Linked DNA regions of Homo sapiens: regions 2, 3 and 4 are each linked to region 1. A link is a loop called in an ENCODE intact Hi-C map of the cell type or tissue named here. Cell type or tissue: B cell. All regions are shown on one strand. Region 1 holds the start of TMSB4Y (thymosin beta 4 Y-linked). Region 2 holds the start of TTTY15 (testis expressed transcript, Y-linked 15). Region 3 has its middle 180 kb from the start of NLGN4Y. Region 4 overlaps UTY (ubiquitously transcribed tetratricopeptide repeat containing, Y-linked).

Region 1 (8,000 bases):
TGAGCAGATACATGATTCATGCTGTGCATAGTTATTCACATACACAGGTCTGTCTTTCTGACTAGACCAAGACTAGGCTCAAGTCTTGTTCATCTTTCTATTCATGGCAACTGGAAAACAGCAAGGCACACAGTATGTGCTTAATGTTTCTTGAGTAAATAGTGACTTTTTCCATCCTCTAACGAAGTCATTATTTTAGGTTAAAATCACCAGATAGTGCTATATGCATAGTATATTGGAATAATTAAGTATAATATTAATTAATAATGAATTACATGATATACTAATAACTTAATATTATATATGTAAACATTATAAGAACTATAATATATATTACATACTGTATATTATATTAACTATTATAAATATTATATTTTCATGAAATATTTTTATTTCTAAATTGGGACATTATCATGAGGTGTTCATGTAGCTAAAGGATATCAGCAACTTAAAAGCTCAATATGGTAATGAAGAAAGACATAATTTCCTGTTTGATAATAATGTGACAGGAATAGCTCTAATGCCTTCAGTGGATCACAACCATAACTTGCTCCTCTAGCCAAGGTTCAAAATTGTAAAATCCTACAAAAAAGTGACCAAATTATCCACGTGGTTTTATTATTTTTCTAAGTTCTTTGAAGGACTTTAACATGTGAGCTACTGTTTTTGCCCACAACAATCCCACAAGACTAACACAAGAATGGCAAGAATTTACCAGGAAAGTGTTCTTCAAAAAATACAACATCTACATAACAAAGTCTTAGTAAAAGATTTTAAAATGGCATCCATCCATTCCACTCACTTCTAGATCTGGAGCATTCCTCAGAATTCTTGGAAGATATCAGACAACAGTTATAATGTCCAATTTGTGTATGCTCATAAAATATTTTACTGCAATGCAAGTCATCAGTTGGTTTCCATCAGAATTCATTGACCATTGAGCTTTGGAGAAATCTGGATATAATAATTTTAGATACCTTTATAAAAACATTCAGCTGGGTGCAGTGACTCAAGCCTGTAATCCCAGCACTTTGGGAGGCCAAGGCGGGTGGATCACCTGAGGTCAAGAGTTCGAGACCAGCCTGGCCAACATGGAGAAATACCATCTCTACTAAAAATACAAAAATTAGCTGTGCTTCGTGGTTGAGCGCCTGTAGTCCCAGCTATGCAGGAGGCTGAAGCAAGAGAATAGTTTGAACAGGTAGACGGAGCTTGGAATGAGCCAAGATCGCACCACTGCACTCCAGCCTGGGTGACAGAGCAAGACTCCATCTCACAAAAATAAATAACTAAAATAAATATAAAAACGTTCATAATCAGATTTAGAGGAAAAGGACATCTTCTAGCTGATGAAGGAAACACAATGTAAGATACTATCTTTTTAGTTAAGGCTGTATTTCTTATGGCATATAAAAATAGCTGGCATGGGCCAGGCAAAGTGGCTCAGGCCTGTAATCCCAGCACTTTGGGTGGCCAAGGCAGGTGGATCACCTGAGGTCAGGAGTTCAAGACCAGTCTAGCCAAGGTGGTGAAACCCTCTCTCTACTAAAAATACAAAAATTAGCCCAGCATGGTGGTGCAGCCTGTAATCCCAGTTACTCAGGAGGCTGAAGCAGGAGAATTGCTTGAACCGGGAGGCGGAGGTTGCAGTGAGCCGAGATCGCATCACTAGACTCTAGCCCAAGCGACAGAGCAAAACTCCGTCTCAAAAAAAAGACACCTGTCATGTTGGAGGCACTCAATAAATACTGGCTGAATGAACTAATGATCTAATGCTCTGGACTAATAATATATAATAGTATATAATTGACTATACGTATTGATTCAAATCAGCACAATCAAAAACAGTGGCAAATTCCTGTGTAAATACATTTTAAAAATATATTTAATATTGTACTATTTCACATGATATGCATGTGTTCAAAGGGACCTCAAAAGAAGCATGTTTAATAACTCTCCAACAACTACGGGGGCAAAGTGTATATTAAAGCCATCATGTATGTCCATTACTATGTGAGGCACTTTGGGAAATAGAAGGAAGAGTACACAGTGCATGCCCACAATGAAGAGTGCACGCGCACAGTGCATGCATGAACCCTGCCCACCGGTCTCAGAAGCCAGGAGTAGGGATAGCCCAAGCATGTCAATGTGACCACAGATAAAACGTTACATAAAAAGCTAAGGAAAATATAAACCAAGTAAATACAGGTCTTAGAAGCATATTTTCTTCTTAGCTTACTTTATTGCACACTTACGTCTTAAGTTTGTAATTAAGTCCCTTCTCACTACATGCAACAATATAGCTGAACTCTAAATTAGTGCTTATTAGTTGTAGATTACAGTATAAGCCAGTTTTGAAAACATAATCTAAAGGTAATCTCAATTAGCCAAAAAAAATCATCTCCCAATTAGCTAGAATAAAGAAGGTATTTTACATATCCAGGTAAAACATATTTCATACTGTAACATAATTTATTCAAATCGTCAGCTTTTAAGTTATTCTTTGCCTGTGAGGCCAAGGGGCACGCCACTTTGCAAACGTTTAAATGGTGAATAAAACACTCTTTCCAATCAACAAGCAATCTCACAAGCAGTGGTTTAAAAATGTCTTTTTTAAATAAAAACTGTGCATTCCAAAAATTAAAATCTTTCAAACAACAACAAAAATGGCACGCTGATTAAACTTCATTTTAGATTCTGCAGGACACTTGGCCCAACTTGGTTTTACTCTAGATTTCACTGCCCTCCCACTCCGCTAAGTCTTTCACCAACATTCAAGCTATTTTCCTTCCCTGCCAGCCAGACAGGCGATGGGAGAAGCAGGCGTGGCCTCCATTGTCAGCAGGTCTTTGATGTCAAAAGGGCAGCATAGTCCTTTCAAACTCATCCAACGTGTTTGCATCTAACCAAGTTAAACAAGTAAAAGAAGTAAAATAAGAAAGCAATGCTTGTAGAATGTACAGTAGATATTGGTGGCACATGCCTGTTTAAGATTCGCCTGCTTGCCTCTCCTGTTCGATAGCTGCGACCAGAAAAAAACAGAAAAGGAAAAAGATGGAGTGGGATGATTAAGGGGTTTCAGTACAGCCTAATATGGATGGGATGATTAAGGGGTTTCAGTACAGCCTAATATGGAATTAAGGGGCTTTCATTTGCAACATCTTGTCATATCCTAAACGTTCTGCAAGTGTACCTAGCTAGGCATGTCATAATCAAATAAAAAATGTATATTGAGTATATTAAATAGCCGTACATTTTCAGTGATAAATGTGTTTGTATATTATTATAGCGCATTAAATATTGCATTATTAAATTAATGAACCCTGTGTTCATGCAACCTTCCCCCTTAAGGATCGCCCTATTGTTTTGTTTGTTTTTGTTTTGGTTGAGATGAAGTCTCCCTCTGTCACCCATACTAGAGTGCAGTGGCAGGATCTGGGCTCACTGCAACTTCCCCTCCCAGGTTCAAGCAATGCTTCTGCCTCAGCCTCCCAAGTAACTGGGATTACAGGCGCCCTCCAGCAAACCAAGTTAATTTTGTATTTTTTGTAGAGACGAGGTTTCCTCAGGCTGGTTTCGAACTCCTGACCTCAGGTGATCCCCGCCTTGGTCTTCCGAAGTGTTGGGATTACTGCACTAAAAGTTATCTGATTTTTAATTAACCTTTGCAAGCCACATTCACCAACTATCTGCTCCTTGAGCGCCCTCCCCTGCCTCCCGAATTCTTCCCGTGGCAGCTCCCAGTCTCCCGCCCTCCCACCGCCCGCTCGCATTCCAGCCTTTCTAAAGATGGGGGAGGATCGGAGCTTACTTTCTTTGGAAGACAATGGATTCTTCTCTTGCGTTTCTGTCTTCTTCAGTTTCGACTTATCGAATTTCTCGATCTCAGCCATACCAGGTTTGTCAGACATGGCTGCGGAGGAAGCCGTAGGGAGCAATCCAAAGTGAGCGTGAGAAACAGCCACCTGTCCGGGTCTCTGTACTGGGAACTGTGCTTCTGCCCTCCGACCCGCAACCTGAGAAAGCCCTTCTCGCCCTCCGTCCCCTGCTGTTTCGCGCTCATGAGCTTCCTCTTTCCACAGAAAAAGAGGCGACACCTTTCCTCAAATATTTGAAAACGCAGGGGACCAAAGAGGACAGATCCCTCTCAAAGTGGAATGTTCCGGAATAAAGGAATTTGACCCCTGTGAACTGTTAATTACAGCGTTTAAAATTAAAGGCTGGCTTGGAAGAGAATAGGAAAGCCACTTCCGCGTTCAAGTGGTTAAAATCGGGCAAGAATTCCTAAAATGGAGCCCAGGTCGCAAAAGCACTTCCATTTTGTAGCCACGGCCTCTCTGCAAACAACGCAGGCCTGGTCCTGCGCCCGCTTTCTAGTCTTCTCACGTAGGCGGAGGCTGCAGCTGGAGCTTGCGACAACCGCCCTACCAGCTTCCTCGCCCGCGCCACACTGCAGCCCAGCACACAAAGCGCGGCCCGGAAGCTAGTCCTGCCGGCGCTCTCGGCATTTCGGCATCCCTAGCACACATGCCTCTGCAAGAAGGGCTGTGAAAATGTCACAGCGCAGCGCCGCCGCTGCCAGGCTGCACAGATGCAGCCCGCAGAGCCGTCTGAGGCTGGGAGACGGCTCGGGGCTCGGGAGATGAGTGAGCCTCAGAACAAAGGATCTGTCTGTTCCCACATCTCAGCCTCCAAGACAACGCACAATACCTTTGAGAGCAAACACTAAGAAATTTTTTTTTTTTTTTTTTTTTTTTTTTTTTTTTTTTTTTTTTTTTTTTTTTTTTTTTGAGACGGAGACTCGCTCTGTCGCCCAGGCTGGAGTGCAGTGGCGGGATTTCGGCTCACTGCAAGCTCCGCCTCCCGGGTTCACGCCATTCTCCTGCCTCAGCCTCCCAAGTAGCTGGGACTACAGGCGCCCGCCACTACGCCCGGCTAATTTTTTGTATTTTTAGTAGAGACGGGGTTTCACCGTTTTAGCCGGGATGGTCTTCATCTCCTGACCTCGTGATCCGCCCGCCTCGGCACACTAAGAAATTTTAACACGAACCCTCCGAGCGGCAGTACATAAACGCCGGTTTATTTGCTTTGTTCTTAAATCATCGATTTCCCCACCGCATTACCCAGCATCTAGGGTGTTTCGCATCCCCACCTCCCCAAGGCAGCTTTCCCGGGGATAATCACTCGGCTTGGCTTTAGGGGATGTCTTCACAGGGACGCGAATAATGAAGGGGCAAGCGCGGCATGAAGGGGAGGGTAGAAGGAGTAAGGATGCAGGGGCCCTGGGGCTTACCTAAGCCAGGCGCGTAAGGGAGTGAAATCTAGTCTACACAGTGTCCACCGCGGAGTTGCCAGGACGGGATGGGCAGGCGCTACTTTATAGCCCTCCTATGTAAATGAGTTGATGTCACCCACAGGCCCGCTTAAGTCTTTCGCTCCACGTCTCGGAAGGGCGTCTGAAAGCTGCCGGGCGGTTGGGGAGCCCCAACGCCACCCTAGGTGCACCATTGCCCCCTAACCACAACGATGGCGAAAGATAAAATGAGCAAAGCACCTTCCAACACTTCCTTCAAAACGCATTTTCCCCTTTTACAACAGGAGCGTAAAAATTGCTCTTGCGGACTGGTGCATATTATTTAAGGGTCGGAGTAATACCTAGGGTAACAGGCATTGTTTTACTGAGAAACTGGCTTTACCTACTGAGGACATACGCACGCAAAGGCGCGGTGTCCCTCCCTGGAGTGCCTGGTCAGCTACAGGGATATCATTCCTGTGACTCAGCTTTCAGACCAGTGGAGGCCTATGCGCCCCACCCCGGACCTCTTCCTCACTGGCGTTCCTCTTGCCTTTGGCAGAAGGTAAAGCAACCCTCAGTGATTTTAAAAGAGAAACTTTCAGCCTTGTAACATCCATATTGTTTCATTAGCATAATTTTTGTAGGCACTCAACAGTAATATTGAGTGTAGGGTAATATTGTACTCTACACTCTGGGTGTAGAGTAATTTGTCTGGAGTTTATAGCTCCCTCTTAGCAAAATAAGTCAATTTGAAGCTCTGCCATTGACTTACTGCCTGACAATGAGGAAATTCTTTTCCTTCTTGTTTTTTATATTCATAAATTGTCAGAGTGATTGCTAAGAAGGACTGTGTTGAATTCCAAAGACTATAGTCCCATTACCTCTAACATCATAAGATAAAATTCAAAAATCAAACTATATTTTTAAGGGAGTGCTTCCAGCACTAGGACATCTCCGAAGTGCAACTGCATCTGGAAATATAAAAGATTTGGGTAGAGGGAAGCACTTTTCAAAATGACACCTGACTGTGAATTCCAGTGACCCACTTGCTAATGGAAATTAGTTACAAATACCATGTCCTGCGCCTGCAAATGGCGTGTGAAAGGAAGACCCGCCGGTTACAAAGAGGCCTAACTGTGATTATTTCTGAGACAAGGCAGTGTGTAAAATATTTCTTTTTTTCTGTAACCTGAGCAAATGTTTTTTAGAAATCCGTTGCTAATTATTTTGATGGCACAGGTTTTTGTGTCGCTGGGGATTAGAGTCACAGACTTCCCCGTTTCTTCAATTGCTTGACTTCCTTTTTCCTAGGGAGGAAGAAGGTGGGGATGAGCAGAGGCAGGTGCCATCTGGTTCCCTAGGTAATGTTCTGCTGGGTGGCTGCCTTCTTGCCCTCCGAATGGGGCACAGGACCTGTTCGTGCGTGCACCGAATGTCACCTGTCTGGTAACAGTCCCCCTTCCCTGTTCCATGTTGGGAGTCCACTTCATCGTTGAAACAGAAAAGATCTTGCAGGGTGGCTTTTCGCCCGTTCAGCCTGCAGCTGCCGTTGTACCTACACCGTTCCCGCAGATTCTGCGATTCCATTTCCCCTCACCCAGCTGCTGTAGAAAGTCATTTATTTCCTCCCCATGTCTCCTGATGACAAAGGAGTGCCACTACCTTCTTGTGGCCTCTTCTCCCAAAGGCTTTTCTCAGAAAGGGTTAGGCCTCACTGAATCAATTCCCTAAAGGAGACGGTCGAATGCAAACTTGGAAACGTCTGGAGAAGTTTTCCAGTGCGGTAGCAAGCAGCTTTCCACTGTGCGGAGACACCGATAGGCAGGTGGGAACAAAGAGAAGAGAGAGAGGTGACCTGCTTAAAAGAAAAGAGTTCCCTTGATTGGGCTTGACCTGCCAACTGGTCAGGAAACCTACAGAGAATGGAAAGGGAAGGGTTGTTCAGATACAAGGAAGTGCAAACCAAAGGAATATTTTTAAAAGTTACATGACTGGCCATGTGAATGAATCTTTTTGTGCTAGAGTTTTCTCATCTATAAAATGGGTTCATTGCAGTACCGACCTCACAGATTGGGAGGATTAAATGCTCTGGAGTGCATGACAATTAGTAAGCTCATTGCACTGTTAGTATTATTAGGATGGAAGGTTGGGGACAAAATAATAAAGTAACTGTTTTACTGTTTAGAATAAATTAAACATTTTAGATGTCTTGATATTATGATTTGTCTTATAAAGTACCAGTAAAAATCAGGTCTTTTGTTAGTTTTACAGTGAATAAAATATACGAGTTCCTATTGGTTGACACCTTCTAAAAGTCAAGTTTTGTGAGTTTTACAATTTTTTTCATTTCATTTCTACTGCCTCTCCATAAAGAGAGGTTTATAGATGACAAAACTGAGGCCTAAAGAACCCTTATGTAGGTAACAGAGTTATGAGTTATGGCTTTCTATAACAAAGTACTGAGATAACCCCGTTATATATACTAAAGGGCACATAAAAGTTCTCACGTTTATTTCCCTATTCTGTGCCTGAGAATCACCAGGAACACTGTAAGAAGAGGAGGCTGTTTTGCTTTCCACAATGTCTGGAGGATAGTAGTTGCTCAATGAACAGTTCTCACACTTCATTAAATTGACTTTCTTAAGTGACGGAGCTACTTTAGACTCTAATCAGCTTATTTTCTTCTGCAGATAATTAAATCCAT
Region 2 (8,000 bases), 1.0 Mb after region 1:
ACCTCAGGTGATCCACCCGCCTTGGCCTCCCAAAGTGCTAGGATTACAGGCATGAGCCACTGTGCCCCACCCTGTAATTGTTCTTAAAGTCCTTAAAATGTAACAAAGAAACAAAAACCCTAATTGTTCACACATAAAGCCTTGTGTACATTAATGTTCCTAGCAACTTCACTTATAAAAACCCCAAACTGCAAACAAGTGTACCAAATGTACACTTGGTAAACAGGTAAACTGCACCCATATAATGATATACCATTAGTATAAAAAAGACACAGTATTTATCCATATTACAACATGAATGAATCTCAAAAACATTATCTACATGGAAGACGCAAATCTCAAAAACATTATCTATGTGGAAGATGTGAGATACAAAGACTACATATTTTGATTCAATTTTTGTGAAACATCCAAAAAAGGCAAATCTGTAGATATAGAAGATTACAGATTACCAAGAGCTGAGGATATGAGTGGGGAATGGCTTGAAAAGGAACAAGGATGTGCTGGAGTGATGAAAATGTTCTAAAACTGGAAGTGTTTCAGAACTCTGTAAATGTATTAGAAACCAGTAAGTTGTATATGTAAAAGAAACATTTAATATGTAAATTATACTTCAATAAAGCTATTACACTAACTTATGCAATAAGAAAAAATATTTCGTTTATTGCACAAAAATGACTACCAATCCTTTAATGCACATTTTTTAAAAAACATAGATTTGAAATAATTATCTTTAACTCAAGCAAAGGATGGTTTCCACATCAAAATGCTAAAACAAAACTGTCTACTGTAGTTTAAAAACGAATCTTATAAAACAACAAAAAGCTAACAAAGTGTTAATTTGTGCAACAAACCAAGAAGTGAATGTTGAAGTTGAGACAAATACCTACTTTCTAAAACTGTAAGCTGCCTCATAAATATCTGATGAAAAAATCTATTAGAAGATATCCATTAAAATACGTAATGCTAGATACTGGAAAACGCATTTCAACATCCGAGAAGAAAAAAAGACCCACAGTAAATCCTTCTTTTTTCTTTTTCTTTTTTTGAGATAGAGTCTCAGCTTTGTCTCCCAGGCTGGAGTGCAATGGCGCAGATCTCGGCTCACTGCAACCTCTGCTTCCTGAATTCAAGTGGTTCTCCTGCCTCAGTTTCCCAAGTAGCTGGGATCACAGGCGCCCACCACCATGCCCAGCTAATGTATGTATTTTTAGTAGAGACAGGGTTTTGCCATGTTGGCCAAGCTGGTCTCAAACTCCTAACCTCAGGTGATCTGCCTGACTCGGCTTCCCAAATTGCTAAGATGACAGGAATGAGCCACTGTGCCTGGCCTGGAAAAGAAATCCTTCTTTTCCATTTTCATTGACAAACCACGGTAACCATTCAAAAGCCCAAAAATAAGAAATGTCCATACTCAGAATCCCCTGAGCCTCCTACATTATCTCACATCTGTCTGTCTGTGACTGGGAGGCACGGGTGGTTTACGGTCTCAATAAGTTAAATAAAATCTGTTAAAAATCACTTCTTTATTACGTAGATTCTCAAATACAATGTTTTTGCCATTATGTAGTCATTATAAAAATTTTCTCCAAGTGTAGATGAAAAGTCATATATACATATTTTGTTTTTTTTTTTAAACGAAGTTTTGCTCTTGTTGCCCAGGTTGGAGTGCAGTGGCGCGATCTCGGCTCACAGCAACCTCCAACTCCCGGGTTCACGGGATTCTCCTGCCTCAGTCTCCCGAGAAGCTGGGATTACAAGCACCCGCCACCACGCCAAGCTAATTTTTTTTTTTTTTTGTATTTTTAGTAGAGACGGGGTTTCACCATGTTGGCCAGGCTGGTCTTGAACTCCTCACCTCAGGCAATCCAGCCGCCCGGGCCTCCCAAAGTGCTGGGATTATAGGAGTGAGCCACCACACCCGGACCCACAGTCATATATATTACTAAAGCCAACCGACAAAAAGAAATATTGTAACAGTAAGACAAGATTGACAAGAGTAAACATTCACGCAATCACCGTTAACAGAAAACGGCAACAAGAAATAATTAAAATCCCACAATCTTATTTTCAAGTCAGTGAAATAAAAAATACTCCCAACTCACCCTTGAATCACCAACGGCAAATACTTTAGGTTTTCTTTCTTCCCAAACTGTAAGAATAAAGTTTGAAGCGAGAAGTTAAAAGCATGTGAAGCGAGAAAGTTAAAAGCATATCAATGAGTTTTCTAATTGAAAAACAAATCCTTACACTTTTAAACAATTGCGCATTTGCAGAGACGAAAATGGCAGTGATTAAAGCAGCAAACTAAGAAAAATGTAGAAGTTTATGGTGTATATTTTTAAAGTTTAACGGTATAGTTTTAGACAACCGTGGTACCTTATGATCTGGTACTTAGTTTATCGGATAATTACTAATGAGAATGAACCCCAAGAAAAGAAGTCTTGAAAGTTTCGTAGTGAAAGAACCTGTATTTCCTTCTTAACAGTGATCTTGTTTTGTGGATTTAGAGGATGAACGAGTTGCCCAGTAAGAGAATGCCCCCCTTAAAAAAACAAAAACAAAAACCAGGCTGAGCACGGTGGCTCACGCCTGTAATCCCAGGCCTTTGGGAGACCGAAGCGGGCAGATCACCTGAGGTCGGCAGTTCGAGACCAGCCTGACCAACATGGAGAAACCACGTTTCTACTAAAAATACAAAATTAGCCCGACGTGGTGGCGCATTCCTGTAATCACTGGTACTCCGGAGGCTAAGGCATAAGAATCGCTTGAACCCGCGAGGTGGAGGTTGTGGTGAGCCGAGATCGCGCCACTGCACTCCTGCCAGGGCAACAAGAGCGAAACTCCGTCTCAAAAAGAAAACAAAAAACAAAAAACCAGCATTAATAGTTAAGGGTTACGTATACATCTTTCAAACTTAAAAACCTTCTGAACAAGTAAGATACACCGGGCAGCGTACAAATTAAGTAAACTTATGCGCAAATTTTATAAATAACATTCTTAATATAAACGTTTAAAATTCCTGTGTAAATTTCTAGTTTGCAAAAAATTTCATAAAAATTAGTAAAATATCTGCTCCATAAGTCTAAGTTAATATTTTGAGATACCGAAAAAGTACATTATGCGTAATGCGCTATCACAAAAACAGGTTCAACCACTAACAGAGACAAGTTGTTTCTGTAGAGAACAGAAAGGAGATCTGATACAAACTAAATCGGAACCGAATTGTTCATTAAAATACGTCATACTGCGTCTTGGCGTTTAGCAAAGTAGCGGAGAGGAAGAGGAGGTATAAGGCTGTAAGAGGGCAAAAACCTGGTGCAGACTCTCAGGTCAGATGGTGAGGGCTGATTGCGGGAGGTGGACAAGAAGTCTGGCCTAATGACTAAGGACAGCTAACGCCTAACTCCGTTCCTCATCACTCCACCTGGGTAAGAGCATTTGGTGCAACGAGCCAGTTTCGAGCCTGTGAAGGACCGTGGGGCAAGGTGTGTAACCAGGAGCGGTTAGTCCCTGGCTCTGAGTGAGGCCCCGGGCATAGACAGGAGGTTCTTCCTGTGAAACCAGAGATTTAATCCTCCCACTTCACCTTAGGCATTACGAGAAATAGGGAAGGCGGGGGAGGCTAGGCGGCCATTTTTCCTTACAGTGCAAAATACACACACAGCAGTTCCGCCCGCGTCTGCCCCTAGCCCTCCGAAATAAGAAGTCTCAAGCCCGGTAGGGCAAAAGAAGAAACGCACATACTCAGAATCCCCTGAGCCTCCGACATTATCTCACATCTGTCTGTCGGTGATTCGGAGGCGCGGGTGGTTTACGGTACAGGCGCCAGGTCCACGTAATCAGGGCACCCGACAGTGGGAAATAGAGACTAGACTCAGACCTACACCTGGGAATGGCGGACAACAAAATATCTGTAAAATATTTTGATATTAGGTACTTTCTAGGCACGCGGTCGTGACTGCGGCCTGCATGCCTGAGGAAGACATTGCTCACAAATACCGGGATTTGGCCTAAGAAGCGTCCATCTCTTTATACAGGTGACCGATGCCGCTACCTCTTTGTCATTCAGTAGCCCTCTTTACCTGTTTTGGCCTCGCTGCTAGGGCTGTCGCCGAGCTTACACGGACTCCAGGTGATGAGTTTTTCTTGAGTCACTGCAAAGGCAGTTTCACTAGGCTTCACTTTTCTTTCTCGCGGTTTTCGGCCAGGTCTCTCCTGAGACACTCCTATCTCCCGGTCCCGACACCAGCACCAAGCGCTCAGGTAAACGTCCCAAGTAAGACAAAGGCAATCTACATCAGGGCCTGCTAGCGGCGTGAAGGAGGGAGGGACTCAGAGCATCAAAGTCAGTCCACAACGGGCGGGGTTCAGTTAAATTGTGTCTCCAGCGATCTATTAGACCCGTCCTCTTCAATATGGCGCATTGAACCCGGCTGACAAAAAAAAAAAAAAAAAAAAAAAAAAAAGGAGAGAGAGAAAGAGACCGCCCAGCCAGCTGCGCAGGCTCCCACCATCCCCAGCGCCGCGACCTGCGACCCTCCAAGACCCCACCCCCGCCAAGCCCCGCCCCTAGGGCCTCCCCTGCTCTGATTTACGTCTTCCTCTCTTTGCTAACGGTTGCTGTTTCTACTTTTCTTCCCCTTTTCTACTCTTTCTATACCCAGAAGCAGCGGAACTGGCAACACCTTGGTGCCCTAGACGGAAACCTCAGTCCCGACTGAAGCGTATTCATCACCAACACTGGGATAGCTGCAGCTAGGGCCACACAATAAAAATAGCCCAGGACGGCACTGGCTATCCGCTGCCCCTTCAGCTATAGAATTCCTGTCCTTAATCGCTTTTAGTTCTGTAACTGCTTGTGGAAACAGCTGATTACTGGACAGGTGGGAGTACGAAAGGCGTTTAGTAAGACTGCAAATCTGATGTGAACTGGTAGGACGCAGAGTGTATGGCATAGTCAAGAAAGAAGTCAACGCCAGGCGAGGTGCTATGGCTAAGGGATTAATCTTTTGTGTCCCAACTATGTTGCTCTGACGGTTCCACTTGCACTACTGGTTTTTACTTCATCGTTAATCTCTGCTCTGGCCGATAACAGCCTGCATGAAAACATCACCAGTTTTCAAGTTTTTCTCAGGATGAACAGTACATAGAAAAGTGAGCCTGAATGCTGAGATCCTGAGACCGTGCTGCGGCGCCTGGGAATTCATAGAGCAGCTTTTAAGGGGCCACCACTTCTCGCATCGTGTGCCATGCAAGTAAACCTACCCTATCCTGAGACCCTTGCCTGGGGTGACTGGAAGAGCTGCTTCTGTAGAATCCTGGGCCAGACCATCTATCTGGACGAATAGGAGAAAAGCCTAGTTGTTGTCTCCTGCAAGATGTATTCAGTTGTAATTTCGCCTTTGTTCCTTAATCTGTTAGTATGGTATATTACATCGATTAATATTTCATATTAAATCAGTCATGAATTCCCATTATGAGCCCCACTTGCTCATGATTGAAGATATTTCTTATATGTTGCAGATTGACTCTTGGTATTATTTGTCCATTTTTGTACTCACCTAGCACACACATACAAAATTGCAGATTTGTTAGGATTAGATATCATGCAAAACTTACTATCTTATGAAGTTCTTAATACATGTATTGCTATCCTTGGTTTTCCATAAAAAAATTTTAGAAAAAATAAGTTAACTGCCCAAGATCATCAGCCAGCAAAGATAAGAAGTACAAGTGTTGGCCAGGCACGGTGTCTCGGTCCTGTAATCCCAGCACTTTGGGAAGTCGACATGGGCAGATCGCTTGAGGTCAGGAGTTTGATAACAGCCTGGCTAACATGGCGAAACTCCGTCTGTTCTAAAAATACAAAAAATTAGCCAGCTGTCAGAGCAGGCACCTGTAATCCCAGCTACTCAGGAGGCTGAAGCAGGAGAATTGCCTGAATCAGGGAGGCAGAGGTTGCAGGGATCCCAGACAGTGCCACTGCACTCCAGCCAACGTGAAAAGAGCAAGACTCCATCTCAAAAAAAAAAAAAAAAAAAAATAGAATGCAAGTGTTCTAAGCCCCTAACAAAGCCCACTTTGTGCTCTACATCTGCGCCCCATGTAATAATCATAATCAAAAGATACTCTAGAACTTAATTCCTGCCTTATACTTACTAACTTTACTTCTCCTTTGAAGAAGTCTTGATAGGTATAGATATGCAGACATAGGCTAATTTTTTTCTTTATTGCTGGTAAGGTTTTATTGTATAACATACATCCTATAAACATCACAGCCCAATTTTCACTAAATACTAATACACTGTGTAATAATACACTAATACACAGGTCTACCGATGTTACTACCACCATTTTAATATAGAACTCTGTTGGATCTGGGATTTTATTTTACCTTTCTCAAAAGCTATAAGATTCACCTGTTACTATTTAGTGGATCCAAAGACAGTATTTTGGGACTAAGATCCGCAGACTTTATAAAGGCAAAAACAAGCAGTATCAAGGCCTTTACTACTTGTAACAGAACAAGCAGCATGAGCATCATGTTTGCAGACTACCTGTGCTTCCTAAATCACGTACGAGTGATGCAAAGGGGCCCACATATTTATATGTCAGACAGCAGTGCAATGCAGTTCCTTGCATTGCAGATAAGGAACAGTTTGGAATTCTACTACGTTTATACTAAGGCAAAATAAGCAAGCTTGCTCTTTGTCTGTTGGAAAGTAGAGAATGATATTACCTTATCTGTCTAGGTTACTAAGAAATAACATAGATAGGCTGGGCGTGGTGGCTCACATCTGTAATCCCAGCACTTTGGGAAGCTGAGGCAGGTGGATCATGAGGTCAGGAGTTCGAGACCAGCCTAGCCAAGATGATGAAACCCTGTCAATACTAAAAATACAAAAATTAGCTGGGCAAGATGACGGGCACCTGTAATCTCAGCTACTCAGGAAGCTGAGGCAGGAGAATCCCTTGAACTCGGGAGGCAGAGGTTGCAGTGAGCCAAGATAGTGCCGTTGCAATCTAGCCTGGGCAACAGCAAGACTCTGTCTCAAAAAAAAAAAAAAAAAGAAAAAGAAAAATAACATAGATAAAGTGTTGTCAGGATATTGCATTGTGGCATACCCAGGAAGGCATATAAGAAATGCAAGATTGATGGAAGTCTGTCTCTTCCAACAAATACTGCTAACATGTCAGAACCGTATCTTCCTAGTCCTTGCCTCCCCACCACCCGCCTTCCGTTAACTCTTCTGACTTCTATCATTACCTGATTTTGATTTATATAAGTAGTTTCATGTGGGCTGGGTATGGTGGCTTACGCCTGTAATCCCAGCACGTTGGGAGGCCAAGGCGGGCAGATCACTAGGTTAAGGGATTGAGATCATCCTGGCCAACATGGTGAAAGCCCATCTCTACTAAAATACCAAAATTAGCCGGGTGTGGTGGCAGCCGCCTGTAGTCCCAGCTACTCAGGAGGCTGAGGCAGGAGAATCGCTTGAACTCATGAGGCGGAGTTTGCCATGCATCGAGATAGCGCCACTGCACTCCAGCCTGGCAACAGAGCGAGATTCCGTCTCAAAAAAAAAAAAAAAAGATTCATGTGGCAGTAAACTTGTTTCTGGTTTCCCTCCTCAATATTATATCCAAGAGCTTCATTTATGTACTATAACATATAAAATACCAGAACATATCTGTCTCATTACTATTGATGGACATTTGGGTCATTAATTATAGTCCATGTATTTTGGTAGACATATGTCCTTGTTTGTACTAAGCCTATTAGTGGAATTCCTAGAGTTTTTAAGTATACATATGCTTATCTTCAATGGATAGTGTCAAATAGTTTCCCAAAGTGGTTGTGTTTATTTGAATCATAAACTTTCAGGGTTTGTTTGTATGTCAGAAGCAACCAATATTGATAATTGATAAACATTGATAATTTCATATGGTTTAGTGTGTAAAGTTATATCTCCACCAGTGTTGCCAGAGGGGAATAT
Region 3 (8,000 bases), 640 kb before region 1:
AGTTACAAAAAAGGTGTTTATTGTTCATTATAGATGCTCTTGATTTCTCCAAATATCTGGATCCAATATTGGTTGAATCCACAGATGTAGAACATGGGGCTAACTGTATATAAGAGGATGTATGTAGGTTAAATGCAAATACTACTGACGGACTAAGTGGCTAAGTTGGCTGGACTTCCTGGGTCTATAGGGACTTCCCCAAGGGGCTTTTCCCTAAGCCAAAATGACTCATAGCTGCAAGCTAAGGGATTGAAACTTCAACTAATCAAAGGGGACTTTCTCCTAAGCCGAAATGAGTCACAGCTGCAAACTAAGGGATTGAAACATCAACCAATCATATTAGTAATTTAAGCTCTAGCTGCAGCCTGATGTTTTTAATCAATCAGGCCTGCCAACCCACAGATAGAAAATAAGCTAATCCTATAGGACAGAAAAAGGAAAAGGTGGGGAAGTCATAAGGGGATATAAGCATAAGACACCCAAGCCAGAAATGACAACCCTTCTGGGTCCCCTTCCACCGCGTGGAAGTTTTACTTTCACTTTGGCTTTAATAAATCTTGCCAGCACACACTCTTTGGGTTGGTGCCCTTCTCTAATTGAGCTGTAACACTCACCACTGGTCCATGACTACATTCCTTGAAGCCTTTGAGACCAGAAACCCTTCAATTGAGAAAAGACCTTAGATCAGGAGAAGAATTTTCATCTCATTTCTGGTCGCCCATATAGGGATTATCCATAGCAGTGAGTAACATTGGACCCCTTTCGCTTGCTATTCTCTTCTATCTTCTCACCAGAAATTAGAGGAAAACACTGGGCACCTGTCTGCCATTTAAAAGTGACAAGCATGGCCACTGGACTTAAGACACAGGTATGAGGCTTTCTGGGAAAGGACTCTTTCTTTAATTACCCCCATCCCTCTGTGCTTAGAGCATTGATCTGCTGGAACCAGTTCCACTTTTCTCTGCCTTTCCTGGGAAAAGCTGAGGGCTGGCTAGAGGAAGAAAACTGTCATCCCTTACTCCTGGCACTGACCTGGTTTAGATCATGGCACAGTGAGAAGCCTCTACTCTGCAGCTGCCCATATGTGCATTCTCTGTCTTTTCTGACCCATGCCTCCTGGGTCCTAATGTCCTCAGAGAAGACTTTCTTGAGGCCCTATCCTCTAGGATCTTTCCTACCCCTGAGTCTAAGAATCTTTTGGCTAGGAACCTAAGTTGAGTGGGGTGGCAATCCAAAGACCCTTGCTCATGGTGCCCCCAGCCTTATTCTTATGCAAATGGATATCACTATACTTATACAGGACCTGTCCCTCATAACCTATACCCTAGGCACTGTCTGGGACCTCAAAGGGCATGCCAGTGGCTGATAGAAGGTCTATGACATTTTTCCTTTTTTTGCCCTAAACTTACCTCAGATTGTAGAGTCTACTTTAATTACCAGCTTTCCTGTCTGGGATCAGTGATTAGAATTGTAGAACTTCTCCACCTCCATACTCAGGTCTCCCCAAATCTCTCTCTCCCGCTAGTAAGGTCTCTCCCTTTGGCCCAAAAGCAACCAGACAAAGAGATAGTCAAGGAACCGTAAGGTGCCAATGGCCCTCGATTGTGCCCCTCCAAGCCATGGGAGGAGGAGGAGACTTTGGCCTGGCATGAATACATGTACCCTTTTCCCTCTCAGACTTAAAACAGATCAAACTGGACATAGGAAAATTATCAGATAATCCTGATGGATATATAGACCTCTTAAAGGGATTAGGACAATCTTTTGATTTAGCATGGAGAGATATTATATTGTTGATAGGTCAAACATTAACTCCCAACTAAAGTGGCCCTGGAGTTTGGGGATCTCTGGTAGCTAAGCCAGGTAAATGATAAAATGACATCAGAAGAAAGGAAACAGTTCTCCACAGGGGCCAACAGGCGGTTCCCAGTGTGGATCCCCATTGGGACCTCAATTCGGAGCATGGAGGCTGGAGTCACAGGCATTTACGGTCTTGTATACTAGAGGGATTAAGAAAGACCAGAAAAAAGCCAATGAATTACTAATTGATGTCCACCATAATGCAGGGAAAGGAAGAAAACCCTATGGCATTTTTAGAGAGGCTAAGGGAGACATTAAGAAACTATACCTCCTTGTCACCTGACTCTATTGAAGGCCAACTAATTTTAAAGGATAAGTTCAGTCATTCAGTCAGCTGCAGACATTAGAATAAAACTTCAAAACCTGCCCTGGGCCCCAAGCAAAATTTAGAAACTCTATTGAATTTGGCCACTTCGGTGTTTTATAATAGGAACCAAGAGGAGCAGGCTGAACCAGGCTGAATGAGACAGACTAGACAAGAAAAAGGCCGCCATCTTAATCATGGCTCTCAGGCAGACAAACTTTGGTGGCTCTAAAAGAAAGAAAGGCTGGGCAGGCAACCCACCTAACAGGGCTGGTTGTCAGTGTGGCTTACAGGGGCACTTCAATAAGGACTGCCCAAACCAAAATAAGCCACCCCTCATCTATGTCCCTTGTGCCAGGGGGATCACTGGAAGGCACACTGCCCCTGAGGGCAAAGGTCCTCTGGGCCAGAGGCCACTAACCAGATGGTCTAACACAGGACTAAGGGTGCCTGCCAGCCCATGCCATCACCTGCACAGAGCCCCAGGTAAGCTTAACCATTGATGTCCAGGAAAATAACTTCCCCCTGGACACTGGTGTGGCCTTCTCAGTTTTACTCTTCTGTCCTGGACAACTACTGTCCAGGTATGTCACCATCAAAATGTTCCTAGGACAGCCAGTCACTAGGCATTTCTCCCACTCCCTAAGTTGTGACTGGGGAACCTTATTTTTCTCTCATGCATTTCTTATTATTCCTGAGAGCCCTACTCCTTTACTAGGGAGAGACCACTATATAGTTATATACTGCTAAAGCAGGGAGCATTATATATTGAATATAGGAGAAGGAATACCTGTTTGCTGCCCTCTACTCGAGGAGGGAGTTAATCCTGAAGTGTGAGCAGAGAAAGGACAATACAGATGAGCAAAAAACACTTATCCAGTTCAAGTTAAATTAAAGGATCCTACCTCCTTTCCTTATCGAAGGCTGTACTCCCTCAGACCAGAAGCCCAATACGGGTTACAAAAGATCGTCAAAGACCTAAAAGCACAAGGATTAGTCAGTCACTACCACTTGCTAAATTTATTTAATGTCACCATTGCTGAAATTCACAAGGCCTCCAGCCAAAATCCAACTGACTGCTGGATGTTCCTCCCCTTATGCTTTAAACTATTTGTCCCAGTTCCTGCTCCCAAACATTGGAAAGCCATGAACTGAGAACAAACACCACAGCCCTGGTGGGCCCTTTAGTCTCAAGTCTAGAAATAACACATACATCAAATCTCACCTGTGTAAAATTTAGCACAACCATTAATGCAGCCATCTTCCAGTGCAAAACATGGATTACCCTACCTCCACGACTCTCTTGCTTACCATCAGGGATCTTTTTTGTTTGTGGCTTCTCAGCTTACCACTGCTTAAATAGTTCCTCCAAAAGTCTATGCTTTCTCTCCTTTTTGGTGCCCCCCTATGACTGTCTATATGGATCAGGAATTACAGGATTTTCTTTTACCCAAACCCCGTTACAAATGGGCAGTAGTCTTGCCATTTATTATTGAGGCTGGGATAAAAGGAGGACTAGGAACTGGCATTGGTGGCATTACCACCACCACTCAATTCTAGTACAAATTATCACAGGAGTTAAATGATGACATGGAATGAGTTGCAGACTCACTGGTCACCTTATAAAGCCAGCCTAACCCTTTAGCAACAGTAGCCCTTCAAAATTGGAGGGCCTTAGATTTATTAATAGCCAAAAGAGGTGGAACCTGTGTTTTTCTAGGAGAAGAGTGCTGCTATGTCATTAATCAATCTAGACTTGTCACCAAGAAGTTTAGGGAGCTTTGAGACCAGATACACTGCCAGGCACAAGAGCTTCAAGACACAGGTCTTGGAGTATTGTCAACCAATAGATGCCCTGGTTTCTGCCCTTCTTGGGACCCTTGGTGGCTATTGTGATGTTGCCTATCTGTGGAGCCTGCATTTTTAACCTCCTTGTAAAATTTATCCTTTCAGAATAGAATCCATGAAACTGCGAATGGTTCTACAGATGGAGCCCCAAATGACCACCACTAGCACCTGCTATCGAGGACCCCTAGACTGAACCGCCAACCTGTTACTTCACCATGACACTGAAGACTCCCCTCCTGAGGAAAACTCAACTGCAGAGCCACTTCTATGCCCCAGTTCAGCAGTAAGTAGCTAGAACAGTTGTTGCCCAACTTCCCAACAGCACTTGGGCTTTCTTGTTGAGATGGAGAACTGAGAGACTAAGTGGCTAAGTTGTCTGGACTTCCTGGGTCAATAGGGACTTCCCCAAGGGCTTTCCCCTAAGCCAAAATGAGTCATAGCTGCAAGCTAAGGGATTGAAACTCTAACCAATTAAAGGGGACTTTCCTCTAAGCCACAATGAGTCATAGCTGCAAACTAACAGATTGAAACTTCAATCAATCATATAGGGAGTTTAAGCTGCAGCTGTAGCCTAGTGCTTTTAACCAATCAGGCCTGCCAACCTACAAGTGATAGAAAATAAGCTAATCCTACAGGACGGAAAAAGGAAAACGGGAAGATTCTTAAGGGGATACAAGCATAAGGCATCCAAGCCAGAAACAGCAACCCTTCTGGGCCCCCTTCCACTGCCTGGAAGCTTTACTTTTGCTTTTGTTTTACTTTCACTTTCGCTTTAATAAATCTTGCCACTGCACACTCTTCAGGTCCCTGCCTTTCTGTAATCAAGCTATAACACTCGCAGCTGTGATCCACAGCTTTGTTCCTTGAAGCCCGTGAGACCGTGAACCCTTCTATCCAGGAAAGACCTTCCATCAAGAGAAGACTTCTTGTCTCATTTCGATGTTATATATAAAGGCTTGAGCACTCTCAAGTTTTGAAACATGTGGGGGGGTCCAGAAATCAATCACCTCTGGATACTGAGGAACAACTACTGTCAATAAAACCAGGGTATGCTTAAGAAAAGATTGATTATCTAGTGCTACAATAATGCAGCACAGCAAACACCCTTTACCTTACCATGATGGCTTGAAATAAAATGCAGTTGTCTAACTTATGAGATGGATTATGGGTTGCACATTTAGGTTGTGTTCAGCCAAATGGTATTTTGGTTCCCTGTTGACTTCACTCCTATGGTTATCATCTGAGATAACTGCACCATAGGTCTCTTATCTTCCAGCAAGCTAGCTCAGGCATGAGCTAAAGATGGGGGCCAACTGCAGGAGCACAAGAAAAAGCACAAGAACTTTCAAAATCTCTGCCACTGTTGACACCCATTGTAACATTGCTAAACCAAGTAATGAGATGAACTCAAAATTTAGGGATCAACTATCCCCTACTTTCTGGTGAGAAAAGCTGTAATGTGGTCACATTGTGAAGGCCTGGTTTCATGACAGGCTGAGAAATCAGGGCACTAATGCTATCTCCCTTCCTCCAGGAACATCTGGATTTCATATCAAATCATCATTAGCAAAAGCAGGTCTGTGACAGCTATTCACACACTACAAGCTTTGTTTGGAGTAGATGCTTTTTGCTGTTTAATTCAACATAAGTGCATGCTACTCGAGGTGCAGTTCACATCTAATTCATCCTGGCAATTCCCTAGGGAGGCCATGATGTGCAAAACTGGAACTGTCCAAACACTATGCAGTTATTCTTTCATATTTAAAATGATCAACGCGTAACCCACACACAATATTGTCTGAGCAAAAATAGTATTTTCTTGTGCTAAGTCACAGAAATAAAAAGTCTAACCGGATAATTGCTTACACCACTGAATATTTAACATTTCATGAAATAAATCTTGATAAAAAGTTTTTAAGTGTATATATAAAGTCAAGAATGACTTTCTATCTTAACACATGTGTAAATCAGGATTCTTTCAATTGTAGAACACCAACACCATCATCATTAGACTAACTCTATTAAAGGTATTCATGGACAAACTGTGCAATATTAAATTTGCAAACTCCAACAAAAGCACTATGGGAATAAAGGATATGTTGAAAAAAAAGTGCAAGTGGTATAGCAATCATACAATATGTTTAGGTCTTCTAAGCTTGGTTCCCTTATCAAAATATTTCCCCAGAAATAATCACCCATTTGACACTAGACTGGCTTTCTATAACTCCAGCTTTCTCTAACTATTTTTAAGCATCTTTCTCTGTTGCCCAGGCTGGATTCCAGTGGTTGTATCACAGCTTACTACATCACTTCAGACTCCCAAAGTGCTGAGATTATAAACATGAGCTATCTATCATGCCCAGCCAAAATCAGATATAAAAAAATAACTTCTGCATGTTCTTTAATATAGCTGCTATATACACTTTTTATGAGACAAATCCCCCTAAAAAACTGGCTCTAGGAGACAATCTGTTTGTCCACTTGTTTGCTTTTATCATATATAAAAAAACATAATTTTGTGCTTTTTTTCTCTAAAAAGGACAAGGTAAATATTGACACATAATTGCATTTTCTTCATTACCCAAGTTTGTTTTTCATATATTATCTTTTATCAGCCTTTGCACTGATATATTTTGTAATTAAGTCTTCAGTTAATGTTTAGTAGGGGGATGTCAACTAAGTTATCTGTTGCTACCCCTGAGTCTAAGAATCTTTTGGCTAGGAACCTATACACTATACATAAAAATATAGTGGCTGATATGGTTTGACTGCGTTCCCACCCAAATCTCATTTTGAATTTAATTCCCATAATCCCCACCTGTCATGGGAGGGCCCATGTGGGAGATAATGGAATCACTGGGGCAGTTTCCCCATGCTATTTTCATAATAGTGAGTAAGTTCTCAAGAAATCTGATGGCTTTATAAGGGACTTCCCCCTTGGCTTGGCTCCTATTCTCCTTGTTGCTGCCATGTAAAGTAGGATGTGTTTGCTTCCCCTTCCACCATGATTGTAAGTTTCCTGAGGCCTCCTCAGCCATGCCGAACTACAAGTCAACCAAACCTCTTTCCTTTATTAATTACCAAGCCTTGGGTATGTTTTTATTAGCAATGTGAGAATGAACTAATACAGTGGCTTACACAAGAGTTGATTATTTAACACATGATACTTCAGTTTGCTAATTTGGGCAGAGCTCAGCTAGGATTGCTCATCTCTATTGCTTGTGGTATCTCTTGGCTCAGTAATGTGGATGGGGACTAACCTAGGAGAGATGGAACAGCTAAGATGGCTGCACCTCCGCTCCATATGGTCTCAATTTCTCCAGGAGGCCAGCTTAGCCATGTTCAGATATCAGTGTTTAAGCAGAGGAAGTGGAAGCTCCAGAGCTTCTTGAAGTCCAGACTCGGCACTTTAACATAATCAAATGTGGAGGGAAGCCCCAGTTTATAGGGCAAGAAAATAGGCTTTCCTTCTTAGAGAAAGAAACTAAAAAGAATCTGTGACCACCTTAATCTTCCACAGCTACAGATTAGGTATACTCATCACTGGATGAAAACCTTGGCACACACAAAAAATGGCATTGATTGTTTTAATGGAAAGCTCAATTTCCACTTAGGGAAATAAAAATCCAAATTTAGTCAGTGGCAACTCAAATATAAATGAAAATAATTCATGTATATTTTAAATGGATACAAGATGCATCAATTCAGGAAACATCAGAGATTTCATAGTGCAAATGAATTATACAGTGAAACAACTTAATTGCAATGTATTGACACATCTTATCCTTTCAAAATGCTTCAAAGAATGAATTGAATTATAGCCTTCCTGTAATTTTAAATGAGTTGATAACTTGTTTTCCCTTATATACTTTATATTTTGATTTAAAGCTAGACAGTTTTTAAAATAAATATGGAGATACGTGTGTATATGTGTGCTTGTATCCCCAAGTCATTTATAAAATAGAGCATAGCAGTACATAAGAAAACA
Region 4 (8,000 bases), 340 kb after region 1:
ACATGATTTGCATATATTTTGTCCCACTTTGCTGTTTTCACTATTTTGATAGTGTCCTTTGATGTACAGAAGTTTTAATTTTGGAGAAGTCGAGTTTTTCTTTTTGTTACCTATGTTTTTAGTGTCAGGTTTAAGACATCACTGTGAAATCCAAGATGTGAAGACATCATGCAATTTTTTTTAAGAGTTTTACTATTCAAGCCTTACATTTAGGGCTTTGATTCATTTTCAGTTAATTTTTTATATGTAGTATAAAATAAGGACCAATTTTCATTATTTTCAATGTGGATATTGAATTTTTCAAGCACCATTTGTTTAGAACACTATTTTCCATTGACATGTTTTGGCACCTCTGGTGAAAATCAGTTTGCCATCTGTGTGGGCATTTTATTTCTGGGCTCTCTTTTATTGTTATACCAATACCGTATTGTTTCATTTACTATCATGTTTTAGTCTGTATGAACTTTGAATGTGCAAATTCTTCACTTCATTTTTTCAACAGTTATTTGGCTGTTTTTGGCCCTTTGCAATGTGAATTTTAGGATGAGTTTTTCATTTTCTGCAAATCAGTATGCAGTTTTCATAGGGATTGTTTTACATCCGTAAACTGCTTTGGAAAGTGCTGTCATTGCAAAAGTATCAGGAATTTCAGTTCATGAACACAGAATGTCTGTCATTCATTTGTGTCTTTAATTTCTTTTAGCATTTTTTGTAGTTTTCAGTGTACAGATATTTCACTTTTGGTACACTTGTTCCTTCAAAATTTTTTTCTTTTTAATCCTGTTAATAGAATTGTTTTCTTAATTTTCTTTTCAAATTGTTAATTGCTATGGTTAGTGTACAGTAATCCTTCTCATCCCCATACCCCTACAACTTCTCCATCAGCTTTACTTGTGGGAGACAATTTCAAGACTTTTCCTTAGGTTACCTGAAAACTCAAATAGTACTGGACACTATATATGGATCACGGTTTTCAAGCTGATAATCAAGATAGCAACTAAGTAAGAGACTTAGAAGCATGTACAGGGTGGGTACATATATATAATGCAGGTACGCTGGAAAAAGTGATGACTTAGTTCCCAGTGGCATGAATGTTGTGAGATTTGATAATGCTACTAAGAACAGCACATGGTTTACAACTTACAAATTGTTTTATTTCTGGATTTTTTTTATTTACTATTTTTGGACTTCATTTGCATGTGGGTAACTGAAACCATGGAAAGTGAAACTGCAGATAAGGAGGGACTAAAGTACAACTAATTTTTGAATGTTGATTTTGAATCTGGCAACTTTGCTGTGTGTGCATGTGTGTGTGTGTGTGTGTGTGGTTGTGTATGCTTAATAATTTTTTAATAGATCATATCATCTCAGGAAAATGAGCTTACTTGCTTTTCTGACTTGAATGCATTTTATTTCTTGTCTAATTGCTTAGCTAGAACTTTCATTACTAAGTTGAGTAGAAATGTGATTTTGGTTTCCTTTGTAGTTCTTGATATTACGGGAAGAGCTGTCAGTGTTTTCACTGACATTTTTGGAGGGCTTATCACATATGGCCTTTCTTACATTGAAGAATCTCCCTTCCATTTATAATTTTTGAGGTTTGGGTTTTTGTATTGTTGTGTTTTGGAGACAGGCTCTCATTCTGTCGCTCGGCTGAAGTGCAGTGACTCAATCTTGGCTCCCTGCAGCCTCCACCTCCCAGGTTCAAGCACTTCTCCTTCCTAACCCTCCTGAGTAGCTGAGATTACAAGATTACAGGTGTGTGACACTATGCCCGGTTAATTTTTATACTTTTTTGTAGAGATGGGGTCTCACCATGTTGGTCAGACTGGTCTTGAACTCCTGGGCTGAAGCGATCCACCCACCTCGGCCTTTCAAAGTGCTGGGATGACAGACATATGCCACCTCGCCAAGCCAATTTTTTCTGTTTAATCATGAAAAAGTGATACATTTTGTCATGCCCTCTGCCCCTGCTTTTTTGCATTGAGATGGTTAGCCATTTTTAATTGTAATTTTTTGCAGTTAAAATATTTTGAATGTTTTACTCTGTATTTTCTTTCCTTCTGATACTCCCCAGTGATCTCTAGTGCCCTATTTGAAAATGTGTTTTTTATGAATTTAAGTGCTTATATTTTACTTCATTTTTCATTACTTGTGACTTTTGCTTTCACCTGGTTTTGGTCAGTTTTGCTATTTGCATGTGTGTGTGAGAGAAAGAGAAAGAGAGAAAAATAGTGTTGTTTACCTCTCACTGTTTTCTCTGTCAGTTTTGGTTACATTTATTTTCAGTCCCAGTTTACACAGCATTGATTTAGTTATATTGCTCTGCCAATTTGTTACAATCATTAGTAGCTCTTGAAGTGGCACTCTATCATTTTGTTATTTTATTTTTAAAATGTTAAAGCTGCTTAGGCAGCTGAGATTATAAGTACAAGCCACTTTCTTACTGCATTGTTTAGCATGGTTTTGCTATGTATATTTCAGATTCAATATTTATTGGTTTTATTTTAGTTTGGAGGAGTTGAGTTTAACTTTATAACTGTAACAATAATAGGTTTTAGTTGTATTAGTACTTTGTGAGGTAGAGCTGTGCAAATGGTTTTACTTAGAAAATTGCTTATAACCTTAAATATTACAAACAGTTACTTTATATCTATGGAAAATGTAATGTCTTTAAAATTATAAATATTTCTAAAGAGTATTTTCCAGAACTGTATATTTTAAATTTTGAATTTAAATTTTAAGCACTGTTTTGATTCTGTACTTTTTGCTAAGAGCAGTAGTTTGTAAAGAATAGTGGTACTTGATCTATTAACAAATTACTGTTCTCTTTGAAAGTATTTCTAGGCTAATACTGCATTTTCTGATAGAATACTCCTGTAGCTTTATGAATGTTACTTAAATGAAGTTAGAGGTTGCAGTTTTTTTGTGGCATTTGAGATACAGATTTTTTTTAAATGTTGGAATATTTGGTTACACCTTGTTATATTTAATGTTAGTTTTTTTGCTGTAATCTGAAACATGGCTGGCCTGGGCAAAATAAATATTCAGTTAAAATATTAGCAATTTTTACTTTGTTACTTTTTTATGGTACTAGAAACTTCTTAAACATTATTAGTATGTAAATCTTCATTGCTAGCTATTTTAATAATATTGTAATATTACTTTATTTTTTATTATCACATTTATAATTTTTAATATTCATCATTACGTATTGATTTATTATTTGTTACTTATAAGTTAAGTATGGCCATGTATATATTGTTAAAATCAAGAGTATTTTTATTTTAATATTTATTTTTCTCTAAATATTCTTTTTCCTTTGCTCTTTAGAGGAAGTATCATTCTGCAAAGGAGGCATATGAACAACTTTTGCAGACAGAAAACCTTCCTGCACAAGTAAAAGCAACTGTATTGCAACAGTTAGGTACATGAAAACTTTTATTATACATTACATTAATTTGAAGAGATTTGCCTTTTGAGGTTCAATTTTTTTCCCTCTGCTTAGACATTTGTTTTCATTTAGAAGTCTATGGGTTAAGACTAAATGTGACATTTAATTATTACGTATTATTTTGAGGTAAAATTTTAAATAAATAATTTTATTACAGTAGTTCCCTGTTTTACCGGAGTTATATGTTCCATGATACTCTGGAAGCTGCCGATAGTTCCAAACCCTGTATTTTATTATGTTTTTCTAATCTTGTAGCTAAGATGACTACTAAGTGACTACTGTGTGGGTAGCATAGACAGTGTGGATACACTAGAGAGAGTAGGAGTAGCTGTAGTAGTTTGAGTTTTCATCATGCTACCCAGAGTGGCATGCAATTTAAAACTTATATTTTATTTCTGAGATTTTTCCATTAAATATTTTTTGGCACTGGGAGACTGAAACCATAGAAAGCAAAAATGAAGGTAATGGGGGACTACTGTATAAATGTTTTCTAAGTGTATTTTCATTGTTGATAAACATAGTATCAAGCACACTCCTTCTCACCATCTGTATAAAGATAGTCCTTAGTGCTGGCCAGGTCCCAGCACTGTCGGGGTCCAGCATGGTCAGATCACTTACGGTCAGGAGTTTGAGACCAGCCTGACCAACATGGTGAAACCCCCTCTCTACTAAAATACAAAAATTAGCCAGGCGTGGTGGCGTGCATTTGTAATCCCAGCTACATGGGGGGCTGAGGCAGGAGAATCACCTAAACCCAGGAGGCAGAGGCTGCAGTCAGCCGAGATTGCGCCACTGCACTCCAGCCTGGGAAACAGAACGAGACTCTGTCTCAGAACAAACAAACAAAGAAAAAAAACAAGGCCGGGCGCAGTGGCTCACGCCTGTAATCCCAGCACTTTGGGAGCCAAGGCAGGCGGATCACGAGGTCAGGAAATGGAGACTGTCCTGTCTAACACGGCGAAACACCATCTCTAGTAAAAAAAAAAAAAAAAAAAAATAGCCAGGCATTGTGGCGGGCACCTGTAGTCCCAGCTACTCGGGAGGCTGAGGCAGGAGACTGGCGTGAACCTGGGAGGCGGAGCTTGCAGTCAGCCGAAATCGCGCCACCGCACTCCAGCCTGGGCGACAGAGCGAGACTCCGTCTCAAAAAAAAAAAAAAAAAAAAAGATAGTGCTTACTGCAGCTAGTATTGGATTCTGGACTTCCCCTACTGCTTGACGACAGGATGAGGTTTGACTTAAGTAAATTAGATTAAGATTATCACACAGCTGGTAAGTGGATACTAAACTTGCTTTATAGTTGTATTGATACATGATCAATGGAAACATTTCACCTAAAATTTATAGAACATCTTAGTGGGTTTTCTTGTCAAAAATCTGTTACATTCTCATATTGAAGATAAGGTAATCTAGTGTTTGAAAGTAGTATAAAATAATATGTTATCATATAGAATATAGCAAGTCCCCTCCCCAGTAATTAATTTCGTTGCTTATTTATCTTGATTGTATTTGCTATTTGGGTTAATGTTTGTTGGTAGTCCTTCAGTACAGTTATTTTTTGGCTTTGGTCTAAGCAAATAAAATCCTAACTTTTACTCAAGTTGGTGGTAATATAAATTTTTTTTCTGTCACTGTTTTATCCACAATTTCAAAAGCAATTGGGCAGAGTTTTGCTTAGATGCTTTTGGAAAGCTAATTTTATACACTTGAATTAAGTCACAGCTGACAGACTGTTTTTGATTTGACTTGAGCATTTAGCATATATTATCTATTAGATTTCAATTGTTTATGTAGCTGTAGTTCATAATCTATTTATTAAACAAAAATCTGCGGCACACACTGTGTACCACTCTTATGGCTCTTTGAACCTAGTTTTCATTTTGCTTTTTCCATATAGCCTAGAAGTTTTGTTGTGATTGTTTATCTAATGCTGTGACATTAATAATGTTATTATTATAAATAAATAATGTCAGTAATGTATGAGGCCTTTTGTAAGTTGTTTAAAGTGTTACTTTGTATTATTTTGAGATTTTATAAAGGATTATATTTTAGGTAAAAGTCCGAAAGCAGCTATTAAAAAGAATATAAATGGGTGTGGTGGCTCCTGCCTGTAATCCCAGTACATTGTTGAGAGGCGGAGGTGTTCAGATAACTTGAGGCCAGGAGTTTGTGACCAGCCTACCCAACATGGTGAAATGCCGTCACTAATAAAAATGCAAAAATTAGCCAGGCATGGTGTCCCATTCCTGTAATCCCAACTACTTGAGGGGCTGAGACAGAAAAATCTCTTGAACATAGGATGCAGAGATTGTAGTGAACTGAGGTTGTGCCACTCCACTCCATCCTGGGCGATAGAGCGAGACTCCGTCTCAACAACAGCAGCAGAAGGAATGTAAATGAATTATCTTTGATTACATAAGCATTTTTTTATTCTTTGGATGTAAGCATGGGGTTGAAAGTTGTTTTTGAATTTCTCTCACTGCATGGTAACCTTTAAAGGACAGTAAATTTATCAATTTTATACTTAAAATTTATAACTTGCATTTTTTTCCAAACTAAATTTATAAAAGAGAATTTGATTTGTCATCTCCATGTCAATCCAGTTCCTAAAATCATTTAGTTATCTGTGTGTGCTTTAAGATCCCTTTTTAGCTTTGATTGTATCATTTTGTGTGAAATAAACTTCTCTAAACTTTGGTAGTTTTAAATTTTGGGAAAATGTGATCTAAGTTACATGAATAAATTACTGAAAAAGTAATTTGCTGTTTCCTGCATGATTTTCTTGAAACTGAAGAAGTAGAATGATGGGTAAATGCTTATAACTTCTTAATTATAGGTTGGATGCATCATAATATGGATCTAGTAGGAGACAAAGCCACAAAGGAAAGCTATGCTATTCAGTATCTCCAAAAGTCTTTGGAGGCAGATCCTAATTCTGGCCAATCGTGGTATTTTCTTGGAAGGTGAGATGAAATACTCGTGCTATCTAGAGTTTATTTGTAATGTAAAATCATTTGTAGATTTTATAAAATGTAATCTGAGAAGTGAAATTTTAAAAATAAACTCCCGGCTGGGCGGGGTGGCTCACGCCTATAATCCCAGCACTTTGGGAGGCCGAGGCGGGTGGATCACAAGGTCAGGAGATCGAGGCCATCCTGGCTAACATGGTAAAACTCCATCTCTACTAAAAATACAAACAATTAGCCGGGCGTGTTGGTGGGTGCCTATAGTCCCAGCTATTCAGGAGGCTGAGAAAGGAGAATGGCGTGAGCCCGGAGGCAGAGGTTGCAGTGAGCTGAGATCACACCCTTGCACTCCAGCCTAGGTGACAGAGCAAGACTCTGTCTCAAAATAAATAAATAAATTAATTAATTAATTAGTTCCCAATTAGTCTTTCAGTTGTCTGTGTAGCTGTAGTTATTAATCTAATTATTAAACAAAATCTGTGGTATCCACTGTATACTACTCCTATAGCTCTTCGAACCTACATTTTATTTTGCTTTTCCCATATAAACTTGAAGTTTTGTTGTGGTTATTTACTGCTGTTATAATCGTAATTTAATTAAAATTAAGATATAATTACATTTTTATTACAATATAATTAATGTTTAAAATATAATTTAAATATCCCCCTAATTAAAATAATTATATTTTTTATTTCACATTAAAATATAATTATATTATGTGCTTAGAAAATAAAAAGTTCCTAGGAGGTAAAAATAGATAGCTTTGAATTTAGTTGCTCTTATTGAGGTACTCTTCTTTTACTTACTACATTTTGTTTTCATGTTTTTCTTTTCTTTTTTTTTTTTTTTTTTGAGACACAGTCTTGCTCTGTTGCCCAGGCTGGAATGCAGTGGCATGATCTCGGCTCACTGCAACTTCTGCCTCCCGGGCTTAAGTGATTCTTGTGCCTCAGCCTCCTGAGTAGCTAGGACTACAGGGGTGTGCCACCACGCTCGGATGATTTTTGTGTTTAGTAGAGTTGTGATATCACCATCACATTTTCTTAATCTGAGTACAGTTATTGCTAGCTTTTAAAGAGTCTTAAAAGGGTTTTAAAGGGTACCATCACATAATAATCACCAATAGTTTTCAATTTAGTATTTAAATTGTATTTCCTTTGATATCTAGCGTTTTAAAAAATATTCAGCAAAACCCCAAGTTTTAATTTTATCTGTCAGTCATCAGTAGAAATTTGCTGTTTATAATCTTGGCTGGTGATTTTTTATATTAATATGGAAATATTTTTATTAATCATAGCTCTCAAATTACAGTGCTAGTGGAAATTCTAGAGGAAATGCATAAGTTATTATTGTTCGTTATGGTAGGAACATAAAAAATTTTTGGTAACCCAGACATTTTTTCTCCATATTTTTCTTACTTTGAATGTTGACTGTCTGAATTATACCTACTGGTATAATATTTATGTGTCTGATAGAATACATATTTGTACATGTACATGTTTTTTTAAATCACTAGATTGTAATTTAGTGTGTTGCAAAGATCAATGGATTGAAGACTCAGAAACCTGGGTTTTAAATCCT

Evidence for each region. A loop is a pair of places that touch in the nucleus more often than their neighbours do. Peaks named below come from ENCODE experiments on the same cell type or tissue, not always from the same donor. Only the 100,000 strongest peaks of a DNase experiment are listed, where the experiment ranks them.
Region 2: it touches region 1 in a loop (30-fold over the local background); 5 of 110 quality-filtered maps call a loop at or near these places.
Region 3: a loop joins it to region 1, with 34 times the contacts of the local background. A loop is called at or near these places in 3 of 110 quality-filtered maps.
Region 4: it touches region 1 in a loop (5-fold over the local background); 3 of 110 quality-filtered maps call a loop at or near these places.

Annotation. Positions count from the first base shown.
Region 1 is chrY:13,700,247-13,708,246 of GRCh38, reverse strand. It overlaps TMSB4Y (thymosin beta 4 Y-linked), which reads right to left and starts at 4,348. Exons shown (of 2, transcript NM_004202.3): 1 at 3,812-4,348; 2 at 2,223-3,022. The coding sequence starts at 3,911. The coding sequence ends at 2,988. In B cell, no CTCF peak of the experiment used is centred here; a DNase peak (open chromatin) is centred at 4,426.
Region 2 is chrY:12,658,792-12,666,791 of GRCh38, reverse strand. TTTY15 (testis expressed transcript, Y-linked 15) reads right to left here and starts at 4,440. Exons shown (of 4, transcript NR_174088.1): 1 at 4,086-4,440; 2 at 2,106-2,152. LOC112268311 (a long non-coding RNA gene) reads left to right here and starts at 3,300. Exons shown (of 2, transcript XR_002958838.2): 1 at 3,300-3,488; 2 at 4,041-5,477. In B cell, no CTCF peak of the experiment used is centred here; DNase peaks (open chromatin) are centred at 3,441 and 4,571.
Region 3 is chrY:14,337,406-14,345,405 of GRCh38, reverse strand. No RefSeq gene overlaps it. Among named protein-coding and RNA genes, the nearest start is that of NLGN4Y, 180 kb to the left of the region's middle. RefSeq lists an enhancer at 3,717-4,916. In B cell, no CTCF peak of the experiment used is centred here; DNase peaks (open chromatin) are centred at 325 and 4,475.
Region 4 is chrY:13,364,683-13,372,682 of GRCh38, reverse strand. UTY (ubiquitously transcribed tetratricopeptide repeat containing, Y-linked) reads left to right here. Exons shown (of 30, transcript NM_001258249.2): 9 at 3,334-3,427; 10 at 6,290-6,416. Among named protein-coding and RNA genes, the nearest start is that of MIR12120, 110 kb to the left of the region's middle. In B cell, no CTCF peak of the experiment used is centred here; DNase peaks (open chromatin) are centred at 1,312 and 4,652.